Linked DNA regions of Mus musculus: region 2 is linked to region 1. A link is a loop called in an ENCODE intact Hi-C map of the cell type or tissue named here. Cell type or tissue: gastrocnemius. All regions are shown on one strand. Links, peaks and the distances in the headings refer to the core of each region. The heading gives the core; the rest is flanking DNA.

What was found. A loop is a pair of places that touch in the nucleus more often than their neighbours do. Peaks named below come from ENCODE experiments on the same cell type or tissue, not always from the same donor. Only the 100,000 strongest peaks of a DNase experiment are listed, where the experiment ranks them.
Region 2: a loop joins it to region 1, with 4 times the contacts of the local background. A loop is called at or near these places in 28 of 42 quality-filtered maps.

What each region holds. Positions count from the first base shown.
Region 1 is chrX:159,040,088-159,056,723 of GRCm38, forward strand. No RefSeq gene overlaps it. Among named protein-coding and RNA genes, the nearest start is that of Rps6ka3, 210 kb to the right of the region's middle. In gastrocnemius, for the core only: a CTCF peak has its summit at 3,492 (motif pointing right); a DNase peak (open chromatin) is centred at 3,511.
Region 2 is chrX:159,246,345-159,262,980 of GRCm38, forward strand. It overlaps Rps6ka3 (ribosomal protein S6 kinase polypeptide 3), which reads left to right and starts at 9,438. Exons shown (of 22, transcript NM_148945.2): 1 at 9,438-9,844. The coding sequence starts at 9,776. In gastrocnemius, for the core only: a CTCF peak has its summit at 8,931; DNase peaks (open chromatin) are centred at 7,998, 8,173, 8,986, 9,406 and 2 more places; H3K4me3 peaks cover 4,020 bases; H3K27ac peaks cover 4,127 bases.

The DNA of each region.
Region 1 (16,636 bases), core at 2,998-10,997:
CAATGCTTGCATCTATGGCTGGGTTCCATGTGCTATTCTCTGTGTCTATCCTACTTCTGACCTTCAATTATCGCATCATATGCTCAAACGCTGCCAAAATGCTTCTGTGGGTACAAGAAAATCCGAATCTTTCCCGATGCTACTAGGAATTAATGAGAAACTTGAGAGGTGGTCTCTTACCCTTCCTACCTAGACATGACCTCAATTCTAGTCTAGAGGACATGATGAAACCTGAGGTTCTCTCATCCCTTTCCTGGGTTATTCCTGGAAATAAGTACAAAACTCTGCCCCTCAGACACCCAAACTTATCTAAGTAGTTCACTGTGCTTAGAATACATGCTGGAGGCAGCTCATACAGGCTCCCTAGAGCCATTATATTCCTTGATCTCTAACTTTCCAACCAATTATTTTATATTAGTAACTTGATACTAGAATCGATCAGAGTATTTATACTTCAGAAATGGGAAAAGATAACAAATCAAGTCTTTGAATCCCACTGGTGCCAACAAGCAAACAAGAGACATTCACACAATATTTAACCTCTATTGGCCTAGTTTCCTCTTTCATTAGCCAGAAATAATGTTTCTTATAAAGCACCATTGGAAGGATTATGGTTAATGGGGCTTTTCAATTCTTATTTTCAGGTTTAGGGTTAGCCATATGACTACATCACATAGCATATTCCTGGGCTTTTTCACAGAGAGAAACAATATGTTTTGTTTTCCCCCTTCTAGTTTAGCATACCAATGAACACTAACCTCTACCTAGCACTACAGTTACCATGTGTGGGCTAAAGGTTGTAACAAAGAAATCAAACTACAGCACCTCAATTACCAATTCCTGTTTCAACTCCTTAAATCATCAATAAGAATCAATATCCGGTGGTGGCCTGGGGCTCAGAGATTAAGAACACTTGCTGCTCTTATAAGAGGACCTGGGTTTTGTTCCCAGGACCCTCACTGTGGCCCACATTTATCTACAACTCTGGTTACAGAGGCTCAGACCCTTTCTTCTGGCCTCTGAGGTCACGAGGCATGGACACGTTGCACAAATGTAGACAAACACTTGTACTGATAACTATTTTTTTTAAGAATCACTATGAGCTATGAAAAGTAATTTGGATGCTCTCTCATTCTTCCTTGAGTCCTTGCCATTTTCCAAAGCCTTTCTCATTATCTTGATGACACTCACAAAGAGAGCTTCTCTTGGGTATTAAAGTCTTCTCTTCTCACCTGGTCTTCTCCTGCTGCACTTGGGTTTTAATCTCACAGCGCACTTGAAATTTTTTCATTCAAAATTCTTTCTGGCTTAGTGTATGTCCCCTTTCCTGAGGTTTCTCCTTCTTAGCTGTACTTTAGAGTCATCTGGGGAGCTTTCAAATTATTGAAGTTTGTTTTCTACCTCCAGAGAGTCTCGGTTTGTTTCTTTTCTTGCATGCTTACATGCTCTGAGAGTGTTACTAGAACGAGGATTTCTTTTTTTCAATTATTTCTTTTGAGACAAGTTCTCATTGCACTCATTGCCAGAGCAATTGCCAGAGCTCACTACCTCACCCAAGATGACTTCAAACTCATGAGCCTGCCTCCCTTGAGCTCCAGAATACTGGGACTGTACCAGTCTAAACAGGAAGATTCGTAAGATGACTATAACATATCACTAAGATTACAAATTCCTCCTTGGTCAAGATGCTCCACGAAGGTGTCCCAGTCACTTTTGTACTTGATGCAGAGTACACTAGCAACAATTGGTCAATAAATGTAGAAATCCATTATCAAAGAAGAAATACTGATCCAGAAAACATTTTGATTCTACAGACTTGAGTCCAACAATCCCAGGATCATCTGTAATTAAATATTATGGCCACTAGTTGACTCAGAAAGTGGTTGTTCTTACTCTAATGTTACTTCTTTCATATGTTAAATATACAGAAAGTAAGTCAATGTCTTTTGGAAGCCTGAAGAAAATCTATCATCAGCCTTATTCACAAAAGAGAAATAAGGCTTCCCACCCAGGAAATGCTTAATGGAAACAGAGTACTGTAGAAAAAGTTCTCAGGGAATAAAGGCATCCAAGTTGAAACATCATGGTCCATGGGTAAATGTGGCAACCCGACACCTTTGTCCATAACCTCCACTGAAATTCTTCATGCCTAATCATTCACATTGGGACACACTGAGTGGATATTTTAGGTAAGACTCCCAATTATACATTATGAAAAATATGAGAAAGATTTGACTTAACGAAAATGAAATTGCATATGTTGTCACACATGCGGTGCATTTTAAACTCATTTCTTCAAGGTTCTTGTCCACTTTGTTTATAGGTCCATAACTTTACAAAGATTTTTACCTTCCCTCCCTTTGTCATAGTTCCAGCAAATGTTAACACCTAAAACCACCCTCCTAAGAAAATAGTTTAATAACTTGGCTGGGAATAATAAGAAATTCTAGAATGATCTCACAGCCAAAAATCCCCTCCCCCCCCACACACACATCTGAGATTCTTCCCTTCCTAATAATCCTGCTGGGAGGTGTAATAGAAAATTCCCATGACTTAATGAATTTATCAGCTGCATCCTTATCCTTAGAAGGACGAGAAAAGAGCAGGACCAGGGAACTAGTAGACATTTTGAAGAGAAGGAAGAAAGCCATGCTGAAGATCCTGGAAAAAAATTTTCCCTGCCTCCATATCCCACTTAAGGCTAGCCCTTCATGTCTGCTTTGGGTAAAATCGCCAAAGTTCAATGTACAAAAATGGATTTAATTCCATTCCTGTCACAATAAGCCTCTTAAGTCTGCTGACTCCTACTTGCTTGACTTACTTTGTTTATATAACTAAACCTCCTGAATATTAATTGCCTATAAATAGCTCTAGATCTTCTGGTGGATGTGGGGGGGGGGACATTTCTCTACAGGGGGTCCTACTGGCATTATAGACGAGAAAATTCTCCTCCATGTTGGACATTTTCCCTCCCTCCTCCACCTTAGCAATTGGAAGCAGTGCACCCCCCAGTCATTGTGACAATCAAAAATGCTCCCACACATTCCCAAATGCTCACTAGGAGATTGGTGCTGATGTGGGTTGAGAATCGCTCATTTTACACCCTGAGCAAGCAAGCCACAAAAGGCCCACTGCTATGTTATACAGGCATTTTGCCCAAAGAACTTTGCAGATGACCTTGTTATCTTATCCTACCACCTGCATTAACAAAGCAGATATTATAAATTATCAAAATCCATGACGCCTCTCTATAAGAAACAATAATAAACCCCAAACTGATTCTCCCTCCCCTCTTGTGAGAGCTTAAACATCACATAAATACCTCTTACTCTTTTCTTAATCTGAGTTGTCCCTAATAACATCATAGCCGTTTTTTATTACTTTGAAATCTTTTAAGAGAGTTACTGAAATAATGATGCCTGAGAAGTTACTCTGTACAACTTAAACTGGACCTCAGACAAGGATATCTGGAGGAATACGTCAGTATCCCCCAGGGGGCGCCATAATCCCTCCACAAGTCTACCAGCCCTTCTTTCTGTCTGTGGTTAGGTCAGTCTGCAATCCAGTTCCATTATCAGAGGGCTCTTGGCAGGAAGCTCCAATGTGGTCTCCTGGGAACCAGCCATGTCAGTTCTGGTAGCTCTGTGACACTTTGACTACAGTGAACTCTCAGTTACCTTCTCTCCAACATAGTTTCATTATGGCCATAAGTGATTCAGGGATGAACTCAGACAGCCCTGTCTCCAGATAAACTCTCCAATTAACCGAATTTCTCCAGGTGGCAAGCATTCCTTTGCAAAGATTCTTAAGTGCTTCCATCCACTCATCTGTCTACCTCATCTCCTCTCACCAAAAGAACCTGGGTTCTACTCCCGTAATTTTCCATGATTAGAGATCAACTTGTATTCCAAGTCAACAATACTTATAGTAGATTTATTCACAGTAAGCAGAAGCTAGCAGAAAATTCATCAACTAGAAACAAACCATGGTGCAGCCATACAAGAGGACAGTACCTAAGAATTATCAATAAAATAAATATATTTGATATTTATCCATGTTACAGTAAGTATGAAGGTAAGAGGAAACCACCACTCAAAAGAAAGGAGTATGTTCATTCACAATAAGGCAAGTGCAAGGGAGAGTAATGTGTCATAAAGTTTTGACTAGTACGGGCCAAGGAGATTGCTCAGTGTGTAAAAGCACTTCCCTGGTTATACAACTCTGGCAGCCTAAGTTTGATCCCCAGAACCCACATAAAGATGGAAGAAGAGCACTGGTTTTACAAAGTTATCCTCTAACCCCTATATGCATGCACATGCACCCATACATACACATCTTGCACATAAACCAATTATTTAAAAATTTTTAAACTGAGGAATTTTTAAAACTTAGAATATTGAATTATCTCTGGAAGAAGATAGTTATTTGGGGGAAATGCATAAAGGAACCTTCTGGGGAAAATGAAATAATCTTGTATTTTTATATATACAATAATTGTGTGGATATATGTCATTTTTTAAATTAAGCTTTACATTTAAATTTTATGTACTTCAGTCTAGTTAAGCCATTGGGCATCTTTTAAAAATCCAGAACAAATGCTGTCTTTTTTCCACTGAATGGTTTTGGCTCCTGTATCAAAGATCAAGTGACCCTAGGTGTGTGGGTTTATTTCTGAGTTTTCTATTCTATTCCATTGATCTAGCTGTCTGTCTCTGTACCAATACCATGCAGTTTTTACCACTATTGCTCTGTAGTACAGTTTGAGCTCAGGAATGGTGATTCCCCTAGAAGTTCTTTTATTGTTAAGAGTGGTTTTGATATCTTGGATTTTTTGTTATTCCAGATAAATTTGAGAATTGCTCTCTCAGTTAGGAATTGAGTTGAAATTTTGATAGGGATTGCATTGAATCTGTAGATTGTTCTAGGTAAGATGGCCATTTTTACTGTGTTAATCCTGACAATCCATGAGCATGGGAGATCTTTCCATCTTCTGAGGTCTTCTTCAATTTCTTTCTTCAAAGACTTGAAGTTCTTGTCAGACAGATCTTTCACTTGCTTGGTTAGAGTCACATCAAGATATTTCATATATCCAGTGGAAAAAAGACAGCATTTTCAACAAATAGTGCTGATTCAACTGGCAGTCAGCATGTACAACAATGCAAATTGACCCATTCTTATCTCCTTATACAAAGTTCAAATCCAAGTGGATCAAGGACCTCCACATAAAACCAGATACACTAAATCTAATAGAAGAGAAAGTGGGGGAAAGTCTCAAACACATGGGCACAGGGGAAATTTTCCTGAACAGAACACCAATGGTTTATGCTCTAAGATCAAAAATTGGCAAATGGGACCTCATAAAATTGCAAACCTTCTATAAGGCAAAGGACACTGTCAATAGGACAAGATGGCAACCAGCAGATTGGGAAAATATCTTTGCCAATCCTACATCTGATAGAGGGCTAATATCCAAAATATACAAAGAATTCAAGAAGTTAGACTCCAGAGAACCAAATAACCCTATTTAAAATGGGGTACAGAGTTAGATAATCCTCAACTGAGGAAACTTAAGTGGCTGAGAACCACTTAAAGAAATATTCAACATTCTTAGTCATCAGGGAAATGCAAATCAAAACAACCCTGAGATTCCACCTCACACCAGTCAGAATGGCTAAAATCAAAAACTCAGGTGACTGCAGATGCTGGTGAGGATGTGGAGAAAGAGGAACACTTCTCCATTGCTGGTGGGATTGCAAGCTGGCACAACCACTCTGGAAATCAGTTTGGTGGTTTCTCAGAAAATTGGACATAGTATTTGCTGAGGACCCAGCTATACTACTCCTGGGACTACACCCAAAAGATGCTCCAACATATAACATGAACACATGCTCCACTATGTTCATAGCAGCCTTATTTATAACAGCCAGAAGCTGGAAAGAACCCAGATGTCCCTCAACAGAGGAATGGATACAGAAAATGTGGTACATTTACACAAAGGAGTACTACTCAGCTATTAAAAACAATGACTTTATGAAATTCTTAGGCAAATGGATGGAACTGGAAAATATCATCCTGAGTGAGGTAACTCGGTCACAAAAGAACACACGTCGTATGTACTCACTAATAAGTGGATATTAGCCAAAAAGAAACTCAAAATACCCATGATTCAACTCACAGACCATATGAAGCCCATGAAGAAAGAAGATCCCACCAAAGTGTGGATGCTACAGTCCTACTCAGTAGGGGGAAGAAAGAGAAGAGAGGAGGGGGAGAGAAAATGGGGGCAGTTCAGATATGGGAGGAGATGGGGGAGAAGTACTGAGGGTCAGGGATTTGAAACTAGATGTGTAGTCCTTGGGGAGGGGGAACCTGGGTTAGCCACTAGAAACTCCCAGATGCCAGGAATTCAAGAGGTTCCCAGGACCCAACAAGGAGGACATAAGCTGAAATACCCAACAAAGGGGAGATAGAACCTGTAGAGACCATATCCAGAGGTTAGGCATGGCTCCTGGTTGAGAGATGGGGTGTCCCACCTACCTCAAAAATATTAATCCAGAATTCCTCCTGTAAAAAGGAAATTCGGGGACAAAGAGTGGAGCAGAAACTGAAGGAAAGGCCATCCAGAGACTGTTCCATCTATGGATCCATCCCATCTGCTGCCACCAAACCCAAACACTATTGCTGATGCCAAGAAGTGCTTACTGACAGATGCCCATTTTTTTATATTTTTATAGCTGTCCCCTGAGAGGCTCTGCCAGAGCCGGACCAACACAGATGAAGATGTACACAGCCAAACATTGGACTCAGCGTGGGGACCCCAATAGAGAAGTTAGGGCAAGGACTGTAGGAGCTGAATGGGTTTGCAACCTCATAGGAGAAACAACAATATCAACCAAGCAGAACCCCCAGAGCTCCCAAGGACTAAACCACCAAGCAACAACAACAGGGGGTACTCATGGCTTCAGCTGGATATGTAGCAGAGGATGGCCTTATCTGGTATCACTGGGAGAGGAGCCTCTTGGTCCTGTGGAGACTTGATGACCCAGGATAGGGGAACGCTAGGACACTGAGGCAGGAGTGGGTGGGCAGGTGGGGAAGCACCCTCATAGAGGCAAGGGGGAGAGGAGGGAATCGGAAGCTTGTGGAGGAGAAACTGGGAAGCGGGGGTAACACTTGAAATGTAAATAAATAAGATAACCAATTAAAAATGAAAAAAAAAAATCCAGAGCAAACATAAAGTCATGAATACAGTCAGAAGTCCCAGTGAAGCATTTGTTTTTGTGGTATCTAATGTTCTTAGCAATATTTCTCTCATGTGTGCTATACTTTGTGAATCATGATTCATGCTTTCCTCGGAATTTTACATACTTTAACAGAAGTTACCAGAAATTCTTTCTTCTGCAGAGCTGCTTGGCCCAGGGCAATATTGAAGAGAGTAAATAACTCCCCAGCCAGTGGACTCGGTTTTAAACATCAGATTCACTATACAGGAACTTCTCCCTTATCCTTAAACCTTGCCTAGAATCATTGAGACAGGTCTCAACTCTGTAATGGCTGCTGGGGCAAGAATGACCCTATGCCCCAATTCTCATTGCTTCTTAAATTCAGTCTTTGCCCATGTGAATGATTCATGGCATTTTGTGAAGAAGACAAACACACAGTCCACCTGATTGACCGCCCCTTTCAGCCTTTCAAAATGCAATAAAGCAATTTATCAATTTAAATTTGTTTTCCCAAGCAAACATTTAATTACTGCTCAATTACCCAGACCATGACTCTGAACTGGCACTTGCTAACTCTAGAGCAATAATTATTTAAAAATGAGGAAACTATTCTGAGCATCACATTCCACTTGTATACAACAGCACAATAGGCTTCTTGATTACTTACTATACTTTTCATCACGGTAAAACAAATTAGACTTTCAAAGGAAGTTATTGCAGCATTGCTTACAGGTTTTTGTTTCTCCATAGCCTAAGAAAAACTTGATGAAAGCTTGATTTATTATTGCATGTCAGAGGTCAAGACTGCTAGCTGAGCTCAGCAGAGGCAAACCCAGCAAGAAGCCAGGGTGAGTAAAAGATGTTCCAGTAATCGTTTAGATTTTATCAAGATATGAAAGCATTAAGCAACTACAAAGTTACAAGTACAAAACCAAAAGAAATTGTAATGTTTGCCTAACTTTACAGGTATTAAAACATTTTAAATCAAATGTAAAATTGGAAAACGGTGCTTATTGAAAGTTATGTTTTATTATTTGTATATGTGTATGTAGCTCTGTGTATCTGCTGCGAGGGGCCACGGCATGTGCCACATACATATGGGGCAGTCAGATGACAACTCTGTGGAGCTGGTTATCTCCTTCTGTCTTTACATGGGTCCTGGCAATGAATGTGAGCCATCAGGCTTGTTCAACAAGTGCTTTACCCACTGAGCTGTCTTGCCAATGCAGCAACAGCTTTTTAAGGAGAAACTGAAAGCAGTGGGAGGGGGGATGAACAATGTTCTTTTTCTATTTATTTATTTATTTATTTATTTAGGCAGCACATGCAACTAAAACTGGATTTCTTTTCTCTTTAGGGTCAACATGAGATGCCTATTTGCCAGCTGCTGGCCTTATGGTTTCCTTCCCAGATTTGCTGGAGAACCTTTCAGATGGGCTACTCCAAGAGCAAATACTAAGACTTAACATTTGTGTGAAGGAGATTTAAGAAGAAAGTGCTTCCAGGCGAAGGTGGAAAGGGAAAGAAGGAAGCAAGATGGGGAAGGAGGGTAAACCAAATGAGCATATTCTCCGGCATCTGGACCTCTCAGTTCAGTTGGTCCCACGGGAAGCCTAAGTGCATATATCCCACCTTGAGTCACTATTGGTTAATGAACCAGAGGTATTAGTAGGCAGGCTCTTAGGTAGTACATGGAAGTTGGTTAGCCCCATCAGTAGACCTCTGGAAAAATTTGAAGACAGCTATATACTGGTAAATGTTTGAAGGCTAAATGGAGACTGGAAATAAAGACTCTTGGTTTTTAGCATTTACTTATTTCCATGGAGTAAATATTTCTCCCTTGGCTGATGTCAAGCTGCTGACTTGGCATCGTTAAACACGGGAGGGAAGACTTGCACACAGAACACCTTCATTAGATAATATCCCAACTATATGAATACAATAGACATATATAGCAGTTCAGAGATAATAGCATGCAGTAAAATAAAAGAAGTTGGGAAGTTTGGGGGATTAATTGGCTTTTGTTTTATATAATTTATAATTTTATTGTACATGTATACAGTCAGTTCTTATTCACAGTTGTTGCCTTCGAGGAAGTGCTGGAAACACTGAATTACAATGCTTCTAGAAGAAATAAAAATTAGATCTCTATGTGCTTCTGATCATAAGATCTGATATTTATGATCATCTATTTAACTGTTCTACTTGTATTCTATTTAAAGACACTTTCTATGATATGTACTGCTATTCAGTAATACTGAATGCACAGCCACAGTACTATAACTTAGGCATGGACGGAGCTTATCTAATGTATGTTTTTCTCTAAAACACACCAATAGCTTTTTTTGTGCCATGGAACCCTAAAAAGTACATCAGCACTATGTTTGAGGTTATTTTAAACAGAAAAATCACCCACAAAAATGTGAAAAACCTGGCACTAAATATAAAACAAAAGAATGTTTGTTTAAAGTATAGGAGCTGAAATGAAAAGGCCTTGTTCAACCTCAGCTGAAAACATACACCTAGGGCAACTCAAATTTCTCCTGGCCTCATACACACACATGCTCACAAATTGCCACAGTACTGATTTATATAGTTACAAATAAATTTCATTCAGTAGGCAAATCCACAGATATGAAATCGATGAGTTGATGAGAGTCACCTATTTACCTTTAGTTTTAATAGTAGATATGGTTAGCAACTGTTTTTTTCAGAATTCTGGACCGTTGATGTACTTTCTTGTGAACCTGCATAAACCAGCTTTAGCCCAGCGTGGGCTAAACTACTCCATTCTGATCACTATCTCTACTGGTGGGTACACCTACAAAGTGGAAACCAGTTCCTTGTTGATGTCACCATTCCAGTCATCAGTACAAGTGCCTCACTCATGGCAGGTAATCAGAAACTGGTAATGGATGAATGAATATAAATAATTTCCCTCTTTTTTTAGTGTGGAAAAATAATAAGCTCATAATGGATGAGCATGTTTTTCTTATAGTATACCTTATCTGAAGGATTGTGGTTCCCATCCAAAGTTTTATGTTTACAATTTTGGTGCCCAACATTTACAGTTTCACAGATAAGAAAATAAGGCACTGAATTGGGGAGACTGCTCAGTCCATAAAGTGCTTGCTACAAAACCATGAGGCCTTGAGTTCAATACCCAAGACCTATGCTTAAAAATAAATATATATATAAATCCCCCAGTTACACAATAATCAAAACACAAAATCTACAGAACAAGGAGAGAATAATAAAAGAGACAGGGAGAACAAAACAAAACAAAAAAATTCTACCAGGTAACACACAAAGGCAGACCTATCAGAATTGCACCTGACTTCTTAACACAGACTGTAAAAGCTAGAAGGGGCTAGTCTGATACTTTGCAATCTCTAAAAAACCACACATGCTAACCTAGACTACTATACCCAGCAAAAATCTCTATCACCATAGATGGAGAAAACAAGATATTTCAAGACAAATCCAAACTTAAACATTATCTATCTACAAGCCCAGCCCTGTAAGAAAACACTAGAAGGTTAGTTCACATTGTTGTTCCACCTATAGGGTTGCAGATCCCCCCAGCTCCCTGGGTACTTCCTCCAGCTCCTCCATCAGAGCCCTGTGATCCATCCAATAGCTGACTGTGAGCATCTACTTCTGTGTTTGCTAGGCCCCGGCATAGTCTCACAAGAGACAGCTATATCAGGGTCCTTTCAGCAAAATCTTGCTAGTGTATGCAATGGTGTCAGCGTTTGGAAGCTGATTATGGGGTGGATCCCTGGATATGGCAGTCTCTAGATGGTCCATCCTTTCTTCTCAGCTCCAAACTCTGTCTCTGTAGCTCCTTCCATGGGTGCCTTGCTCCCAATTCCAAGAAGGGGCAAAGTATCCATACCTTGGTCTTCGTTCTTCCCGAGCTTCATGTGTTTCACAAATTGTATCTTATATCTTGGGTATTCTAAGTTTCTGGGATAATATCCACTTATCAGTGAGTACATATCATGTGAGTTCTTTTGTGATTGAGTTACCTCACTCAGGATGATGCCCTCCAGGTCCATCCATTTGCCTAGGAATTTCATAAATTCATTCTTTTTAATAGCTGAGTAGTACTCCATTGTGTAAATGTACCACATTTTCTGTATCCATTCCTCTGTTGAGGGGCAATCTGGGTTCTTTCCAGCTTCTGGCTATTATAAATAAGGCTGCTATGAACATAGTGGAGCATGTGTCCTTCTTATCGGTTGGAACATCTTCTGGATATATGCCCAGGAGAGGTATTGTGGGATCCTCCGGTAGTACTATATCCAATTTTTTGAGGAACCACCAGACTGATTTCCAGAGTGGTTGTACAAGCTTGCAATCCCACCAACAATGGAGGAATGTTCCTCTTTCTCCACATCCTCACCAGCATCTGCTGTCACCTGAAATTTTGATCTTAGCCATTCTGACTGGTGTGAGGTGGAATCTCAGGGTTGTTTTGAATTGCATTTCTCTGATGATTAAGGATGTTGAACATTTTTTCAGGTGTTTCTCAGCCTTTCGGTATTCCTCGGGTGAGAATTCTTTGTTCAGCTCTGAGCCCCATTTTTTAATGGGGTTATTTGATTTTGTGGAGTCCACCTTCTTGAGTTCTTTATATATATTGGATATTAGTCCCCTATCTGATTTAGGATAGGTAAAGATCCTTTCCCAATCTGTTGGTGGCCTTTTTGTCTTATTGATGGTGTCTTTTGCCTTACAGAAGCTTTGCAATTTTATGAGGTCCCATTTTGTCAATTCTCGATCTTACAGCACAAGCCATTGCTGTTCCCCCCAGAGCTCGTGTCTTTAGCTGCATATGTATCCGAAGATGGCCTGGTCGGCCATCAGTGGAAAGAGAGGCCCAATGGTCCCGTAGACCTTATATGCCTCAGTACAGGGGAACGCCAGGGCCAAGAGGTGGGAGTGGGGGGGAGAGTGGGTGTGGGGGGGACTTTTGGGATAGCACTGGAAATGTAAATGAAATAAATACCTATTAATAATATTAATAATAATAATAAAGAAAACACTAGAAGGAAAACTCCATCCCAAGGAAGAAAACTACATGAAGAAAACACAGGAAATAAGTAATTTCTTATCAGCAATAAAGGAAAACACATACACACTAAAATCAAAATAACAGGAATTAACAATCATTGATCATTAATATCTCTCAGTGTCAATGGACTCAATTCCCCAAATAAAAAGACACAGGCTAACAGAATGGATGTGAAAACAGGATCGATCATTCTGCTGCATACAAGAAACACATAACAGCCATAAAGATAGACATTGCCTCAGAGTAAAGGGATATAAAAAAAAAAGTTTTCCAAGCAAACAGTCAAGAAGCAAGCTGGAGTAGCCATGCTAATGTCTAGTAGAATAGACTTTCAACCATAACTAATCAAAAGAGACAGGGAAGGACACTTCATACTCATCCAAGGAAAAATTTACCAGGATGATATCTTAATTCTGAACATATATGTGCCAAACACAAGGGTATCCACGTTTATAAAAGAAACCTTGTTAAAGCTGAAATTGCACATTGAACCCCACACATTGCTTCAACACCCCACTCTCACAATTGAGACAATCCAGACAAAAACTAAACAGAGAAATAATGAAATTAACAGGCATTATGAATGAAATTGTGCTAACAGACATCTATAGAATATCTCACCCAAACACAAAAGAATATACCTACTTCTCAGCATCTCATGGATACTTCTCCAAAATTGACCACATACTCTCTCACAAAGCAAGCCTCAACAGATACAAGAAGATTGAAACAACTCAGTGTATCATATCAAACTACCCTGGATTAAAGCTGAACTTCAGCAACAACAGAAACACCAGAACGTCTACATACTCATGGAAACTGAGCAACTCTCTGCTCAATAATCTCTGGGTCAGGTAAAAAATAAATTAAAGACTTTCTAGAATTCAATGAAAATGAAGGCACAACATACCCAACTTATGGGACACAATGAAAGCAATGCTAAGAGGAAAATTCATAGCACTAAGTGCCATCATAAAAACTGCATGGTATTGGTATAGGAACAGACAGTGGATCAATGGAATTGAATAAAAGACCCTGAAATAAACACAGATACACATAGACACTTGATTTTTTATTTAAAAAGCCAAAACCATACAATGGAAAAAAAGAAAGAATCTTCAACAAATGGTGCTGGTCTAATTGGATATGTACATGTAGAAGAATACTAATAGATCCATATTTATCACCGTGCACAAAACTCAAGTTCAAGTGGATCAAGGACTTCAACATAAAACCAGATACATTGAATCTAATAGAAGAGAAAGTGGAAAATAGCCTTGAATGCATTGGTACAGGAGACAATTTATTGAACAGAACACCAATGGCCCAGGCTCTAGCATTAACTATAGACAAATGGGATCTCATAAAATCGAAGAACTTCTGTAAGGCAAAGGACAATGTCAATAGGACAATATGGCAGCCTACAGATTGGGAAAAGATCTTCACCAACCCTACATCTGACAGAGGACTAATATCCAAAATATATAAAGAACTCAAGAAGTTAGATACCAATGATCCAAATAACCCAATTTAAAAATAGGCTACAGAGCTAAACAGAATTCTCAACAGAAGAATCTTGAATGACCCAGAAGCTCTTAAAGAAATGTCCAAAATTCTTAGTCATCAGGAAAATGCAAATCAAAACAACTCTGAGATCCCATCTTAAATAGGTCAGAATGGCTAAGATCAAAAACTCAAGTGATAACCCATGCTGTTGAGGATATAGAGCAAAGGTAACACTACTCCATTGCTGGTGGGAGTACAAACTTGTACAACCACTTTGAAACTCACTTTGGTAATTTTGTTTTTCTTCAGAAATCTTGGAATAGTTCTATTTCAATAGTTCTACCTCAAGACCCAGCTATACCATTCCTGGGCATATATCCAAAAGATGCTCCAACATCTCACAAGGACACTTGCTCAACTATGTTCATTGAAGCTTTATTCCTAATAGCCAGAATCTGAGGAAAATCTATGTTGTCCCTCAACTGAAGAACAGATAAAGAAAATGTGGTATATCTACACAATAGAATACTATTCATCTATCAAAAAACAAAAATAGCATGAATTTTTGCATACAGATGGATGGAATTTGAAAATATCATCCTGAATGAGGTAATCTAGTACCCAAAGGACAAACATGATATGTATTCACTTTTAAGTGGATATTAGCCATAAAATACAGGATTCCCATGTTATACTCCACAGACCTGAAGAAGCTAAACAAGAAGGAAGGCACAAGCAAGGATTCTTCAATCTCATTTAGAAGGGGGAATAAAATAGTCATAAGAGGCAGATGGGGGAAGGGTACCAGGTGGGAGAGAGGAAAGGAAGGGGAATGGAGGTTCAGGATCAGGTATGGAGAGGGACAGGAGGGCCAGATGACCATGAGAATGAATGGAAATCTGCAACTGCTGGTCTCCAAACAGCAGCTGACTCAAATGGACACAGACATCCACAGCCAAAGAGTGGATGGAGCTTGGGGACTCTTATGGAAAAGTAGGAAAAAGGATTGTGGGCCCCGAGGGGGATAGGAACTCCACAGGAAGACCAACAGAGTCAACTAATCTTGACTCTTGGGTCTCTCAGAACCTGAGCCACCAACCAAATAACACACACGGGCTGGACCTAGGCCTCCCTGCACAAATGTAGCAGATGTGCAGCTTGACCTTCATGTGGGTCCCAAACAACTGAAGTAGGGGCTATCTCAAGCACTGTTGCCTGTCTGTGGATCCTATTACCCTAATTGGGCTGCTTTGTCTGGCCTCAGTGGGAGAAGTGCCTAGCCTTGCAGAGATTGAAGTGCCAGGGTGAGAGGATACCCAGGGGACTCCCACCCTCTCAGAGAAGAAGGGAAGTGATATAGGGGGAAGGATTATGTGAGGGGGAGACTGGGAGGGGCAGTGAGCAGGATGGAAAGTGAATATTTTTTAAATAGTAATAGATAGATAGATAGATAGATAGATAGATAGATAGATAGATAGATAGATAGATAGATAGATAGATAACTCTAGGCATTGTGATGTATACTTACAACCCCAGCACTGGGAGGCAGAGCTAGGAGGATCCTTAAGAGCCTCTAGCCAGAAAGTCCAGCTTACTTGCTGATTTGCAGGCCAGTAAGGGACAGTATCTCAAAAATAAGGTAGACAGCACTTGAGGGATGCCACTTTAGGTTTCCTTTTGACTTTCACATATATGTTCACATATATACACAAGCATCTGCAAACACAAACATACACATGTGCACATATTCAAAAAAAAAGAAGAAAATCCACCGATGTTAAGTGCATTTCCAAGGATTATTAGAAAGAGAGCTATGGCCACAGAAAAATGAACAATAACAAAAATAAAACAACAACAACAAAAAACCCTCAGACTTCAAGCCTCATGTTGTTGCATCACACTGAAATTAAGTATGTCCGTCCAATTATTAACAGTGTAGATAGGAAGTATTTCTGTGCTCTGCATGTACAGAGTACCCATATTTACTTCAAAGAGTTCAACTGAACAAACCACCAGTCTGCCCAAGAAAAAAACCACCTCCAAGTATACCTTTTAGTTACTTAGGGTAAGAATACTTTTTTCCCTATATTTTTAATCACAAATCATTTGCCCACAGGTTTCTCTGTCTCATCAATGTTTCATGAAATGTTTCTAGCGTATGCCGGTTGTGTGCTGCAGACTGTTGAAGTATGATCTGAGACTTCTGCAGATTTCTACACTCTGAAACGACAAAAATGTTTGTGCAAGCTCCTGGCTATCTCCTAAATCATAGTTCCTTTTAAGAGCAACTTATTTCCTGTTCAGGTCCACACACCACAACTTATCTGCTTTTCAACTTTTACCAATGTTTTCTCTTTCACTTACAGCCACGTCTAACAAAGAAACATCTTTTAACTGCTTTGCACCCGATGTAAGTGGAGAACATAAAAACCGCACCAGGGTTGACAGGCTAGGCGGCCAGCTAAACTTAGTGATTAAATGATACAATTGCTATACCACAGCCTCAGAAAGTAGAATTCAAACTGCCAAAACAAGAATCTGGAATGGCAGATGCCCTCAACTTTCCTACCAGATTCAGAAACTGACTCATCTTTAGAGAGTCTAAAGCATAAAACAATGTCTGGACCCTAACAGGTACTCAACAAATAGTAACTAACCAGACTCTGAATTCTCCTTCTGCAGGACAACAAGGAAAGTGCATAGTCATTGAATGAAAGATACCCTTATCTCTTATGGTTACTGGACCATCTACTAGCTGTTCTCCATTCAAGAAAAAGTTATTATTTGTGCATAGTAACTAAGCATCACTGGGCCTCAAGTGTTTTCT
Region 2 (16,636 bases), core at 5,116-13,115, 210 kb after region 1:
GTGTGTGTGTGTGAGAGAGAGAGAGAGAGAGAGAGAGAGAGATGTTACGACATGCAATGGAATGTTATTCAACCTTAAAAGAAGGAAAGTCTGTCACAAACTGCAACATAGGCGAATCTTGAGGGCATGGTGCTAAGTGAAATAAGCCAATCACAAAAGAAAAGGCAAATGGTATGTATGTCCAGTTACATAAGGTATCTAAAGTAGACAAATCCCAGAGACAGAAAATACCATGATAGCAACCAGGGCCTGGGGTGAGGGGGAAATGGGGAGTTGTTTACTGGGCATAGAACTTCAAGCTCTGCAGGTAAATAACAAACAAACAAAACCCCCAATGTTCTGTAGATGTTTGCCGCAGTGTGAGTTACTTAAGACTACTGAACTGTGTGTGCACTTAAAAAGGATTAAGGTAGCAAATTCTGTATGATGTATTTTTGTCACAAAAATAAAATATTGCCGGGCGTGGTGGCGCACGCCTTTAATCCCAGCACTTGGGAGGCAGAGGCAGGTGGATTTCTGAGTTTGAGGCCAGCCTGGTCTACAAAGTGAGTTCCAGGATAGCCAGGGCTATACAGAGAAACCCTGTCTCGAAAAACCATAAAAAGTAAAAAATAGAAAAATAAATAAAATAAAATATTAAAAGACTAGGCTTTATACACGATCTATAATTGGGACAGTGGAAAAGAAATGGAAAACCAAAGAAAACTTTTTTTTTTTTTTGCTATGTCTGAAACTAATGGAAACCAACCTAACAAGTGGGGTTGGAAATTGGTTTCAACTCCTCTATCTTTACATATCACTGTCAGGTACAGGGCTCCAAAATGCATTCTTTGCTTACAGAAGAAAGAAGGAGAGCTAGTTCATTTGGCCTTCATCTTTCCAGGCAAGGGTTCACTTTTTACATCCTATTTCCCACACTTACAACATCTGGTGGAATTCCAACCCCAAATACGGATTCTTTGCTCCTTTTTCTCAGACCTGTCTATGCAAAAATACTTGATGTTTATCTTAGTTTGTGGATTTTAAGGAATTAGATGAGATTTTCATTAAGAATGCATCCTTTGGCCATAGATCAGAGCTAGTGAGAAATGCTTTGAAAGGCAGACCAGAGATAAGGAGAGCCTAACCTTCAGAAGCAGTGGGGGATGCGGGTGGCTAGAGGAGGAGGAAAGAGGAAGGGAGAGAAAAGAGGGGACAAAAGACTGCCTTACAGTTGTAGAGGTTAGAGCTATGCAATGAAGGTAACCCACAGAATCTAACTCCCTCTGAAACCTATAGGAAACTCTTCTTAGCCCCTCCTTAGCTGGTGCTTTGACATTCCTTGGCTGGCAGAGGCACCATTTCAGTCTTCCTTTGTTACCTAACATTCTCGCCATGCTTCTGTTAACAGAGCGATCATCTTATAAGCACACCAGTTATATTGGATTAGAGGCCCACCCAACTAAAGTATGGCCTCGCTCTAATACTTTACACCTGTAAAAGACAGTATTACCAAGTATGGTCACATTCTAAAGAAATAGGAATTAGGAATTCAGTGTCATTCTATGAGGTGGCATAATTCAACCCTTAAGTTGTCTAATGACCTATAGGAACATTTTTTATTACTATGATTTCAAAATACCTGTTTTTTTTAACATTTTATTGGGAAGGGAGCCCAGGAAAACATTCTACCATTGACCATTATCACCAGTCATCAACAAGCTATTATATTGCCCTTTGGAAACAGTAAATACTTTGTGTTTTTCTAAAAAGCATTTCATAAATTTTCTTGTAAAAACAAACAATTTAAATGTACACAATTTTATTAGGTTGGGTTAATTACATTTTCAAATAAAGGTACTTATAAAATTCACTCCTTATTTAGTAAGAAATTTTAAGTTATGTTCAGGTTTTTAAAAGAATGTTTTTGGTATTCATACCTCAAAGATATTTTTTATTACCAGTTATCTGTTTAAATAAGTTGCTGAAATCATAATCAATGTGGTTACTTGGTGAACATGTACTCCATTCATAAATAGCATACTTAAATCAATCACCAGATTTTCTAGCAACAGACCTGACCTAACACTGCTTCACTTACACAGTTTTGTGATTAAAGTTGCATATTTCTGAAACATAGATATTTGGGATTTGGTTAGTAGCCACAGAGTAGAATTCCATTTAATTCCATGGTATCACTTCTGATTGAGCACTGGTTATGGGATGAGTTAAAATCCAAATCTCTTTTTAAAATAAAAAGAAAAGAAAAGCCTAGAGTTTTTCTTAAAGTTATCTTCCTAAATGCAAACTCAAATTTACATTCAAAAGAACACAAACTTTAAAATAACCACAATAGCAGTCACATTTTAAAACCATAGTTTCACAATGTTTAGGTGTTTCTTTTTCTTTGCTTTGCTTTTTTTTTTAATTTCTTTTTTTTTTTTAACAGTGATGAATAGAAACCAGTGGTCCTTGGGGTTTTTGCTTCAAAATGGTTTGTGAACTGGAAAAAAAAATGAGAACCACTGTTCTAACCAAGCACAGTAAATTGATAGTTTCAAAACAGAAATGCTGGCCTCTGAAGGAACACTTTATACTGTGATTTTTGCTTAATGTTAAAGCAGCCGTTTTAAATATTGGTTTGAAAATGAAATTTGAGTGTATTATCTCCCTCTTATGAATTAGTGTTTATAGACAAGAACATTTCAAGGAGCTTTTCTGCTCTAGTCAAAAACTGAAGGGGAACAGTAGCTTATTAATGCTCCAGGAACGGCTTCTCCGTTCCCTGTCAAGTCTCAAAGCCTCATAATTCTTTCTCTTCAAACAACTCCAAAACAGAATGACACCTCCAAGGATTAAACATTTTGGAAACCAATAAAAGAGGAAAACATTAAAGCATGCCTGACGCAGACTCCGTGTTTCCCTCCCCCCTTTCCCCTCCCCGCTGCCCCCCCCCTTGTTCCCTCCATAAGTATGAGTCAGGTACTGTTAACTTTGAATCAGGCATTTGTTAGTTTCTTTTGAGCATTCTATAAACAGATTTTGATCATAGCCTGTGAGGCAACTGACCTGTAATCATTTGCATTTCAACACATGTAGCTTGAAACACAGGAGAGCCGGTTACCCTACATGCTCTTTTATTTGAATCCCACAGGAAGTTACTCAGAGTACCTTTGTTTTTTTTCCAGTAGCATGAGTGCCCTAAAGAAATAGATAGTAATAAAATGCTCACTCAACAAATGAAAAGAGGTAGCTTTCAAGAGTTACCTTAGGTATTCAGGAATACTACCTTCCCTAAATGGGTAACAAAAGCCCCATTTACTGAAGGCTTTCTACTGATAATGTTAATGACATGCTTAATAGACATGATTCCCATTGAATCTTCCAGACCATCCTATGAGAAGAGCACTAGTATTCTCCTTTCAGATGAGGAAATCAAAACTTATTTTGCAAATACCTGTTGAGCAACCGTCATATGCTAATGTTTTAAACAAAATTGAAGCTAAGAGAGATGAACTAATCTGAAATTTAGGTATGAGCCTGCTTCTACTCTTATCATGACCCCATCCTACCTTCATGGAAATAATGCTAAATAAACTGTTCCCTGGGCTAGAGATGGCTCAGCAGATAAAGCACTCACTGCACAAGCCTGAGAACCAAAGTGTGAATTCTAGGAACCGATATAAAAGCTGCCACTATTCCATAGGTAGATACAGAAGAGTCCCTGGTAACTCGAAGGCCACCTTGCCCGGCACACACATGTGGTGAAGAACAAAGAAGAGACCTTACCTCACACAAGGCGGAAGGCAAGGACCACAGACACCTGAGGTTGTCCTCTGACATCTACACATGTATGCTTGCAGTCACACATGTAAATACAAATAAATAAATAATTTAAAGATTTAATTGTTTATAAGTACACTGCCGCTGTCTTCAGACACACACATCTGAGGGCATCAGAACCCATTACAGATGGTTGTGAGCCACCATGTGGTTGCTGGGAATTGAACTCAGGACCTCCGGAAGAACAGTCAGTGCTCTTAACCACTGAGCCCTCTCGCCAGCCCCAATAAATATTTTTTTAAAAGGAAGCATTCCATGTATTTGTATTGTAGAATTGCTTTACCCTTGTTCCTTACAGAATTTATTAATACTTTTCATCATGTTATTGAACTTCCTATATGGAGAGGAATCTAAGAGAAAATTCTTACATTTCCAAATATTTGAATTTTCAAAAATAAAATAAAATACCCAGAGGCCTCTGCTTCTGGAGTGCTGAAACTGGGTGTGTATACCACCACACCTGACCTTGATAACATTTTTACTTCAGAAGTTTCAAAGAAAAATCATATACATGAAAGATCCACTACCATGCTTTTTGTTAAACTATTGTCTTGTGTGATGCACAATACGAGCATGAATCATCCTTCTGTAAAAATGAAAATGACTAGTACTTGTTCACCTTACCTTTTTGTGAAAACAGATATACTTTGACTAACATAAAAGGGAAAACCTTTTCCTGGACTTGACGATTATGCTTTGTGAGTTTTCTATGCTAGCAGCAGAACTGAGATGAACAGAACAGAGACTGAGTGGCGGTTGCACCTTGAGCCCCAGCTAGCCATGTTGTGACGTTTCCAGACTGAGCTAATTCCTTCCTTTGACAGATGTTGTTTTGTTAAATGAGTGCCCATTTAAACTTGTACACAAAGATTATAGTTATAGCAGGAAATTGTTGGGGGCAGAGGAGGTTAAAGTGAGGTGTCCTGTCATACATTAAGAATCTTTTTTTTTTCCTTTTTCTTTTTCTGGTTTTTCAAGACAGGGTTTTTTTGGGTTTTGTTTTGTTTTGTTTTTAAAGAATCATTTCAGAGAGAGAGAGAGAGAGAGAGAGAGAGAGAGAGAGAGAGAGAGAACAATTTTTTGGAAACAGTTTAGATTTTCTGCTCAGGTTTGCTGATTCCTCAGCTGTTTTGTTTCAAGTAATAATGTTCCAGCGTTCCGGATCTGGAGACATAAGGTAGGGAGAGTGGGGCATAAAGGAATCAATCCTTCCTGCTGATTTTACACAGAGGGGAGAAGAGAGAGGGCAGGCACAGAATCGGAAGCTATGGCTTCAAAGTTATAGGACCTGTAGGCATTCAGAAGAGGATCAATGTTAGAAGAGAATTCTGGATCAGTACTGCCTTTTAGAACTGTAGTGTGAAGTTGAACCAGAAATGGGTAAAAATTCGTTTATACGTTTTATAGGTAAAGTCAGAAGGCAGGCATGAGGGCGGTTGCATACCTGCAACTCCAGTACTCAAGAGACAAAGGCAAGAGGGTCAGATTCTTGAGGCCAGCCTGGGGTAGGTGATGAGATTATGTCACAAACAAATCAAAAGTGAACTTAATATAATGAAATTGCATTTAACACAAGAGAGTCATAATATCATCTCAATGTACAGTCCGTACAAAATTATTGATGAGATATTTTATATTCTTTTCTTAAGATACATCGAACCAGCTCATCTTGTTTTCTTTGTTCGCTTTCCTCCTCCTCCTCCTCCTCCTCCTCCTCCTCCTCCTCTCCCTCCTCCTCTTCTTCCTCTTTCTTTTCTTCTTCTTCTTTGGTTATTTGACACAGGGTTTCCCTGTGTAGCCCTTGGCTGTCTTGGAATTTGTTCAGTAAACCAAGCTGACCTCGAATACAGAGGTCCTCCTGCGTCTTCCTCCCAAGTGTTAGGATTAAAGGCATGTGCCACAACCACCTGGATGTTGTGACACATTCGAATTTGGACCAGCATGGCTCAGTAGCTACATAAGGCTAGTGGTTTGTGGTCTTCCCAAACCCTTCTTAGAGAGAGGGGGCAACTCTTCTTTGAATAGCAAGATGAAAAAGTTCTTTATTAGAAAAAACCAGAAGTAATCTTGTTGAGGGCAGCATTGGCTACTGTTTCAAAATCCTTTTTTTTTGTTGTTGTTTTGTTTTGTTTTTGTTTTTTGTTTTTTGTTTTTTCGAGTAGCCCTGGCTGTCCTGGAACTCACTTTGTAGACCAGGCTGGCCTCGAACTCAGAAATCTGCCTGCCTCTGCATCCTGTGCTGTTAAGGGTCCCTCTCTCTGTACCCACTGAGAACAGGACTTGTAAAAGGCAAATATGTCTCCAAAGTTGCAATGCAACCGTTTTGTTTTTTTTTTTTTTTCTGGCTGTAAACGGGATCTCCAGAACCAGAGCACTTGGTTCTTCTTGAAATAGAAAGTGTTTATGCCTGGGATGAGACTGAATCAGGCAAGAGATGTGCTTATGTGTATAGCGCAAAAAAACAACATATCGCGTCCTGGAGGCCAACTGAGCAGAGCAAGCGCAATCTGGAGAAAGGAAACCTGGGCCTGTGAAAAGAGCGGCATGATTCGTGCCAAATTCCAAATTTCAAAGCAACCTTCCTGCTAATGAGTGCCATCAGACACAGACTGTGTGATGCTGTGCCCCTCCTGATTGATGAAAAAAAAATAATAATAAAAGTGTACAGGGGATGAGGCAGGGATAAATATTGTACTCTTAGTTGATTTTTTTTCCCTAAATTATCCAAGCAAAGAGGATTAGTGCACTACTTTTGGATCTGATTAAATAAACGGAGGAAACACTTCCCCATCATTTTCTTTTCTTTATTTTCAGAGGCAGAGAGAGAGAGAGAGAGAGAGAGAGAGAGAGAGAGAGAGAGAATGAATTGTATTTTTCTAAATCAGTTCCCAGTTCAAGAAGACATCTGTGGTAGGGGTGTTTGAACCCATACTTACCAGTCAGTCCCCACAATTGCAGTTAACCTTGTTTTCAAAGTTATTCCAGGCAGGGTCTGATGCTACTGGCCTGTAACTCCCAGCTACTTGCTAGTTCGAGGCAGAAAAACTACAAGACTTAATCTTAACTGGGAGACTTCGTGAGAGCTTGACTCAGAACAACAACAACAACAAAAAAGTCTTGGGAATATAACTGAGAATGCTCGAATACTGTGAGTGAGGGAGGCCCCAAGGTCAATCCGGAGAACTACAAAAAATAAAATTGAATTAAATTACTCTGGTTTGTTTTCAGGGTAAACAGAAACCATCAAAAGTTGGTTCTGAAAACAGCACACAGCATGCTTTGCTTTTAATTTTTTTTAATTACATTAATTTATTTGTTGAATATGTGTGTGCCTATGTGTGCCAGCCTAGGAGATCACAGGACAACTTCTAGGAGTCAGCTCTCTCTCTGTCTTTCCACCATTCTTGTCCAAGGGATCAAAACTCAAGTTATCAAACAGCAAGTGTCTTTACCCACTAAACAAACCCTCTCCCTGGCTCAAAAGGCTTATTTTATATGGTTTCTATGGGGTAATTAGTGCCAGAGTGTGTTTGGACACATAATTTAGGTTTTCTGTGTATAAATGCAAAACAATACATAATTCCATAACGTCAAACTTCTTTGAGCACGTTTATGTTTTGTTGTTGTTGTTGTTGTTTTGTTTTGTTTTGTTTTGTTTTTTACATCAAGACAGCGCGGCCAACTAACCTGTGTTAGGGCCCTGGTTGTACTTGCAGCACCCGAATCAAAAATGGTGACAATCTCCTCGTCGTGCCTCTCTCCTCCAGTTTATTCTGAGCCTGCCTAGTTGTTGTTTAACGCGATCTGTCCCTGAGTTCAAGGCTGAGGGAGGGGGCTCTCAGCAAGAATTTCCGGCTGCCCCCCCCCCCAAAAAAACAGTTGGAGCTTTCATCAGATGAGGCTCCTAGGCCTGGAGGGGCAAACTGCAGATGGCAGCAAAAGGAGCCCAGCACCTGTCTCTGTCGGACCAAGCAAGAAACCTCGCACAGCTCCCACAGCCCGGGCCAGCTAGGTGTGGGGTTGTAAGGTCATTCTCACACCTGCTGAAGGGAGTGAGGCGGGGACACTCCAGGTGTCTGGATCCTGGGATGATTAAAGGAAACTGTTAAAAGGCATGCAGGGAGAGCGCAGCGGGGGGACGCGCTGTGGTAGCCAAGCGTGGGAGGCTAGAGATGCCTCCCTCCAGGCCTTGGGGACTGGGGAGACAAGCTGGCCTGAGATATGTGGACTGGGTAGACAAGCTGGCCTGAGATGTGTGTGTGTGTGTGTGTGTGTGTGTGTGTGTGTGTGTGTGTGTGTGTGTGTGTGTGTGTGTGTGTGTTTCTTTCCGATGCAGGGCGGTTAGCCAGGGGCTGCAGTAGCTTTCCACTCAGCCCAGCGACTTTTACACATCCCAGACATACTCAGCGCATCTAAGCAGCGGGCTCGAGAACCCAGGACTGAGCCTTCCCGGAATCCACTCAGAGCGCCCAGCCATTAATTCTCGAACTCTTAGAATTCTGTGGCTCCGTTGCCGACTGAGGATTGGGTTCCCTTAACCTAGGGCTTCCTCTTCTCGGGCAGGAGGAGGAGTCACAACCTCCCCTCCCTTTCTCCTCCGCCTACGACCAGCTTGATTTAAAAAAAAAAATCTAATCTTTTATTTAAAGTCAACGGAGAAGCAGGAACCCCGCGCTCCTGCCTAGAAGATATTTTTACTAACTCCTTAATCTCTGCCAAGAAGGGCAACCTTAAGGAACCTGTTTTCTTTTAAGCTTTAGGTAGCAAGGGAGGAGTGTGACAGTCTGGGCCGAAACTCGAGGGCTCTATGCACTTGGGAAGGGTTATTAGGGCGGAGGTAGGGTGGGACGAAAAATTTCCAAAGTACTAAACATTGAACACGAGAGTCAACTCGAAAAGCTTTGAATCAAATTGGGAGCCGAACGTACGTATGTGTGGCTAGCTCCCGGGAAAGAAGCCTCTTGAGTCCCCGTCCAAGCAGGAGAAAAGGGGTCAGGTGAATGAATACCCAGCTTGTGACCCTGAAGGAGGAGAGTCTTGGGCCAGGAGGGGATGTGCCCATAGCCTAGGCGCGCCCACGCGCACCCCTGGAGGAGAAAGGCCGAAAAGACACCTCCTGCCTCCGCCTGGGGCTGCTACCACCGGACTGCGCCCCCAGCGCCTTGCCCAGCTTCACCAGCTGAGCGCGAACCCCTCTGCTCTCCTATTCTCAACTAGTCTCCGAGCTGTTAGGACTCGTGGCAGTCAAAGGCACCTCGTCCGCCCCGCAGAGCCCATTTCTCTCCCCACCCCATCTCCCGCCAACGCCCCCAAATTTTTTGGGCTCGCCCTTCCTGAAAGTAGGCGAGGCCCAGAAGCTGAGGCTAGAGAGAGGAGGTGGAGGAGGAGGAGGAGGAGGAGGAGGAGGAGGAGGAGGAGGAGGAGGAGGAAGGGGTAGGAGGTGGAAAAGGGGCGGCGCCGAGCGGCCAGCCAGGGGGCGTGTCCGGCACTGGCCCCGCCCCTGGGTGCGCGCGGTGGTGGCGGAGGCCGCCCAGCCTCGCTCTAGAGAGACAGGTATCGCTTAGACGCCATGTTGTGAGCGGAAGTGGGGGAGCGCGCGGCCGTCGCTGTTCTGCTGGGATCGGGCGCGGGAAGCGGCGGGGAGGGGAGGCGGGGGGCGGAGCCGTAGTCCGGGCGGCGGAAGGAGGAGAGGAAGAAAGGGGCGAGCCCTGGTGCCTGGCGGCGGCGCAAGGCTCTCGCTTGGAGTGCGGGCGGCTGTGGCTAGGCGCTGGGCGTTCGGGTGGTCGGCGTCGGCGTCGGCGTCGAGCTCGCTCTCGGGGGAGCCGCGGCTGCCCGGCTGCTGCTTCTCGGCTCTGCCTTGGAGCTCGAGTGGCTAAGGAGCCGAGCCGGCTGTGGGGCGGGTGGGGAGGGAGGAGGCGGTGAAGGCGGCGGCGGGCCGGGGAGGGGGGGAAAGATGCCGCTGGCGCAGCTGGCGGACCCGTGGCAGAAGATGGCTGTGGAGAGCCCTTCCGACAGCGCGGAGGTGAGTGCAGCCGTGCGGCAGGGCAGGCGCGCCCCTTCCCCACGCCCCCGCCGGCGCTAGCTCTCTTCCCCGGAGCTGCCCCCCTTAGACCACCTCCGCCGCCGGCTCACATCTTGTTCCCGGGGCGAGATTCTGCTTTGGGTCGTTGGGCTTTGCCGATCTGTCTGTGTCTCCTTCCCGCACCCTCGCCTCTCCCTGCTTTTGGGGTTGGGGGGTGCCGGTGTGGCGGCGCGTGGGGTTTGGAGTGGGCGCTGAGGCTTTGCAAAGAGCCTGTTTTAATCAACTTTGCGTGGGGGAAGCAGGAGGCAAAGCAGGAGCCGGCGGCGGGGAGTTGGGAAGTTTGGCCCTGCCGGCTCTAGGGTCTTCTCCGGAATCTTAGAGACTTTGGATTCGGTTCACCAGGAGCCAAGACTTCAGTCTGGCCGCCGGAGGGGTTTGCTACAGGGAGACGGGCGCCCACAGGGCAAGGTGGGCGAGCCAAGCCGGGAGGGTTTTGAGTAAGGGGTCCAGGACTGAGGGATCCCCCCACACCCCGGTCAGTCTGCCGCAGCGCTCTCTGCCGCTGCTGCAAAAGAAAAACGGAGCGCCTTAGGTCCCCTACTCCTAGGTTTTGAGGTCACTGAGTTGGAAGACCCCAGTATAACTTTTGCTTCCTGTCCATGGAGGTGAGCGGGTGAAATTCAAGGAGATCAGCGGACGCTGTAAAAGGGCTATCTGATTTTCCTCTCCCGGGATCTGATGATCGGCCCTGAGATACCCACCCCAGTGTCAGAAACCCAAACAGTATACCCAAACAAGGCAAAACAGAATTTCCGCGGACACATCCCAGCACCGAGCTTTTCACAGCCGCCACTGTCCCAGAATCAACTGGCGATCTAAAAAAATAATGCAGACAAGATCCATTCCAGGGTATCAGCGCTCCTCTCCAGAGTGGAAAATCAGTTCCTGATGGTGGCGCGTCTGTGATTCCTCTTTCTTGACTTTTCGCTGAATTCTATCCTCGCAGCGGACTTTAGGGGATTACAGAATGATAGGCTGGGTGTGTGTAATAGTTACTGAGCGAGTGACCCCATTTCTGGAAAGCATGACTGAAACGCGGGGGTGGAATGGGGCAGGCTCTGATGAGTGGTGTACTTGGCGGCAGCCACTGCCCCCATCGGCCTCCGCAGTGTGAGAGGTGGGTAGGGTTACTGGTTACGTCAGTAAAACTCGGGCTCAGTTTGGTGTGAGATGCGGGACGCTGACATTCTCTGGGAGGGGGGAGAGGGGGAGGGAGGAATCCGTTCAGATCGTTTTTTCTAATTTTTCTCCCCTGTCACCTCCACTACCATATAAAAATATTTACTTGTTCTTAAATGCAGGAAGAGTTGTAATAAAGCTTACAAGTTCATGCTTAATAATTTACTACTGGATAATGCTGTTCTAAAATAGCAAAGACATAGGTATATGTTACTTTTTTTTTTAAAGGAAAGGCTGGTGTAAAAAAGGAAATCGTGTTTTTACGACTGGCAGAATACAAGAATTTTATTTGAATTTAGAGCCAATATGATACTATAAATCTTTAATAATAAAGTTAAACTTAGAATGCTTAACCGTCATTTGAATGGGTAGTGTGGAAAAACAGTATGGCAAGGGAGCCTCTTCATTTTTTCTTAAAGAAAAAAATTTGCATTTAAAATACAGCTATAAAGGTGGTTAAAATTGCTGAACCTGTCGAAGAAATTGTATTTTCTTATAATCTGCTTTTTATTTTAGGTTTTTTTTTTCTTTAGTTTTTTGAAACAGCCCAGGAACTCACTATGTAGACCAGACTGGCCTTGGTCTCACAGAGATCCACCTGCCTCTGCCTCCCAAGAACTGGGATTAAAGGCGTGTGTCTTCATGCTTGGCTATGAGTCTGCTTTTTAAATATACACAATAATTATGATTCAAAAATAATCCACTGATACATTAAAATGTTTTTAACAACAAATTGCCTTTGAATAGTTTGTTCCTTTGATTGTTTGTTAATCCACATTTTTCCTTGACATGTGTCAGTATGCAGGGAGAAATCATTTAAAATTCTACTTTATCCTTTTTTCTGTATAGTATGCATTTAGACAAAGTACTCGCCTACTTATTTAGCATCTACTATATCCAAAAGTACTATGTTAAACATGCTGTTTCGTTTTTATCCTCCCTGTAACCTAGCAGGGAGGATTGTGATCCCCCACTGTTACAGAGTAGGAAACTAAATTCAGTGGTTAAGAGCACAAAGATTATAAATAGTAAATGGCAGAGCCATAATTTGAAGCCAGGTAGATACAAATTGTATGCTTTGCTTTATGTTAGAATAGGTTCTTCTGACCATTCGTGGAAAGAGTCAAAGCATAGACATGCTAATAGTTAGAGATCGTGTATTTTTATATGCAAATACTTGCATATAAAAATACACAATCTGATTTGGCAAAGCCTTAATATATTAATGTATTTATATATGTGTGTGTGTGTATGTATATACAGTATGTGTGTGCACACATGCATGTGTGTATCAGTGTCATGTTTTCCAAAGCCTGATGGATAAGATTCCACAAATTTTAATTTCTAAAAGTTTTCTTACTATTCTGGCAATAAGGTATGTCAGAGCCAAGGGTTGCTTAGATTTATTAAAAGTAGACTTCAACAAATTGCCTTTAGATACTGTTTCCTTTGATTGTTAAGGTATTTGGAGTAAATTACTTCTGATATGATTTTCCAATACTGAAAGCAGTGAGAGAAGAGTTGAGAGTTTTCATAAAGAGGTCTAATATTGATACCTATTATTATGCCATCTTCTTGTCAGTAGATTCACATCAGGGAATAATTGTATTTTACCAGAAAAACATCCGGGTTTCCAAAGAAATATTTACTTGAGCAAATGCATCAGAAATTTTCTCTCCATGCTAAAAGATTTTAGGTTTGTCTATATAGGATTGCATTTATGGTCTCATTGCTAGTTAGACTGAGCTCTTGAAAACAAACACTCTTATTTCTCTGAATCCTCAACAGTTAACACAATGCCTGGCACATACATATTATGAACTCAGTAAATGTCTGCTAAATGAATCGTGAAGGTAGGGAATAAGGTGCTTATGACTCTTATCTCTGTTCTTATCATTTTAATTCCTCATTGAAGTATGAACAGTTTTAGAAGACCTGAGTGCCTCTAAAAACACAGACAGTTTCTTATTCCTTCACACCACCCTTCCTGCTTTAAGACCTCACACAAGTCTCATGGTGTTCAAAACAAAAAAACCCTTGTGGTTGAACTCAAACATGGGTCATAGCATGATAGGCTAGAACTAGGCCAAATGTTTAAGGCAAATTTAGGATAATGAAGTACTGTATAAGCAAAGTGAGGGTTATTAGAAGATTTAAAAAATCAAAATCACTTCCTAAATAATTAGATGAATTCAGAAATCCTTAATGGATTACTTAAAGTTGCAAGTACCTTTTTTTTGATATTTGACTATTTAGGGGGTAGATATCAAGAAATTATTCTTCTACAATTCCAATCTATCAATTATTCTTCTACAATTCCATTGCTACTGCTTCCAGGGACAAATATCACTAGATGACAAGCCTAACTTAAAGTATATGGTTTTCCTTAATTAGTGGAAATGCTAATCTAAATAGGAACAATGTACAAAGTAATAAAATGAAGGGTATTTTTGCTCTTTAAAAATGGCCACAGTGCAATGTATTGTATATGATATAAACAATGTTTTTATACAATGTGTGGTATAGAAATAGTCACCTGACTTCCTTTAAATAACGAATACCTAACAGGCACTGAAAACTACTATATTTGATAACAGAAGACAAGAACTTTGTATTGTAGATCATCTTTGGTGAACATGGGGCCATTTTTAACCTCAAAAATTATGCAGTAATCCTTAGTGTGATATAGCATAGGGTTTCTACAGTGTTTCTAGTATGTATTATATAGGGTTCTTAAGTTTTATCAGCTGGGAAAATGTTTTATTCATCTATGATGATTGACTTGGAACACGTGTTTTAGTAGGTTCTTTTCTGCTTCCTGTTTCATTTTTACCGCTTTGCAGGGTTGTTGTTGTTGTTGTTATTTTAATTTTACCCAAGCAAAGATATAAGGCAAAGACAGTTACTATTCATGTTATTTGTCAAGTAACTGTGACACATTACTGAATATTTCATCGTTTTCAGTGATTCTGGTATAAGAAAGCATTTTTGAAAATCTGGAAACCTGCTTTCTTTTGGCAGCCAGATCCTGTGTTAGTAGAGAATCCAAAATGTGAAACTTCCCATCTTACTTTGAACCTTTTACGATAAAGGGATTGAGGTGTTTATTCAAAGAAGCAAGTATAGATACACTTGGTCTTTTCTTTATTACATTTCTGGAGATCACTAAAATATATCCTAACTTTACATAAGAAAAATGACATAATTTAGATGTGTAGTCCTGAAGCAAGGACTTGACTTGGTAAGTTGTTAAATAAACAGGAGTGTAGCAAATTATTTATCTAGAATACTAAATTGCAGAATTGTTTGTAAAGTTTTCCTTTAATTATCGTGTAGTAAAAACTTCATACCATTGTCACAACAAGCTTTGCTCTACCCTTCATGTTTGAGAATATGTGTAATGGCAGGCTATAAATGATGAGTGACATCAGAGTGGCCTAATTCACTCATTGCAGATTGGATGCTTTAGGCCCAGTAGTGCAGATTGTAATAAAGGATAATAACATTTAGTTGTGTCTCTAATGATGCCTAAGTGTAATAGTGTTCAATTGTTAGTGTGTTTGAATGAAAAATACATTTTTTAGCTTTAAAATAGATGTGTGTGTGTGTGTGTGTGTGTGTGTGTGTGTGTGTATTTAAATCCATCCCATCCTTGGAATCATGGGAAAAATAAGTGATTAAATTTTAATACCCAGTATTAATACATCCTTGCTCCCACCAGTGTGTTGTTTAGATTTAATACAGTGACTTGTCTCTTGAATCTAGAACAGAGATCAGCTGCTAGGTAGCCTGATTTATCAGTTTAATACCAAAAAGCATAAACACAAAGGAAAAATGTAAACAATACGTTACTGGCTAAGTAAAATGTGTCAAATGCACATATTATAAAACAAGTTCAGAAGAAACTATGCTCATGTAGCATGTATTGATCATTTAGGGTAAGTGAATTCACTAGTTATTATTTACACTTATAAGTATAAAATACTGACCAGAGTTGTGATAAGAAGTAAGTGAAATAATTATGCATGTAAAGTAATTGTGTAATCTATGATTTATAATAAATAATATCTCTAAGTGACTCACTCAAAGAACTGTCTTGGATTTTTTTTCCAGATTTAAGTAAAACAGGTAATTTTTTTTTTGCTTCTTTAAAACAGAATCATTGTAGTATCTGAATGTAAGGGTAAGATAAGTAGAAATTTCTTCAGTCTTGTTCTTTTTGTATTGTTCTTGCTAAATATTATCTTTAAAGGATAAAAACCAACAAAGGGTATCATGAGGGACATGTAAGGAAAAGGATATTTTCGAAGTGTGTTCATGTTTGAAATTATTCTAATCAGCAGGTATGTCATGAATTAGTGTGCTAGTTCTTTCCTTAGAGATATATAAAATGATAACACACTTTACACATGATGGTGTCTTATGATCAATGAAATACAGGATCACCTGTACAGAATGGTTAAAGTCAATATCTAGCATCAAGAGATACAAGTCTAACAAAACAAGGATACACAGCTCCTTATAATTTACGAGTACTCGGTGCTTATTCATTTTACTTTTAGGGAAATTAATATAGCACACCTCCCCATTACTGAAAGTACGTTTATTTTGGTTATTGAATAGAAAATGGAATTTTCTATCTAGTAATGTAACCCTTTGGATTTTGTGTGTTGTGTGGTATTGATATTTTAAAAACTTTGAATACTATAGAGTACTTTACAAAGAAGACTTTAGAGACACTATTTTTTAAATGTTCAAAGGTTCAGGAGTTGTTATTAAAGGATATATGGCCCAGCACTCAACCCCTTTCCCCCAAATAAGAGCACATTATATTAGTAAGTATCTTTACTGCATAATTTCTGAGAACTTGTAAGATGATGTACACAGTGGAAAAAAAAAGACAAGAAATAATCTAGGAGTCAGTGGTACCTAGTGAGACCCTGTCTTTATAAAACAAACAACAGTATTTGAAAAAAACAAAGCAGTATTTGAGACTTGATGTCAGAACCCTGTTTTCACGAACCACCTATCGGAATCTCAAATAACACTAGCTTGTAACTTGATTCAGTATTGCCCGGAAAAGAACTCCTAATTTTAATTGACTGTTCAGAAGCTTTTGGCTTTGTCAACAAAAAAGTTCATTTCTTTTTTAATTAAAATCTAAGTTGTACAATAAATTTCCAAGTCAGTAGTGAACTAGAATGTAAATATAACCTAAGACCAGCAAGATAGCTCAGTGAGCAAAGGTGCTTGCCTGCCAGTTCTCATGACCTGAATTCTATCCTGGGGCCCACATAGCAAAAAGGTACAACCAGCTGACGGAAGCTGTCCTCTGATCTCCACACATGTGTGCCACGCTACATGTACGTGACATGCTTGTGCTTCCTCCCCCTCCCCCCAGCAAATCAATAAATGTTAAAAACATAATTTTTAATAAAATATTCAAAAATTAAAACATTTAATTCAACTTTTAATAATCATTTGTTACATAGTTCTTTAATATCAAGCCTTTACTAAATAACCCCCTATACTGACTTCCTATTCTTATCAGGT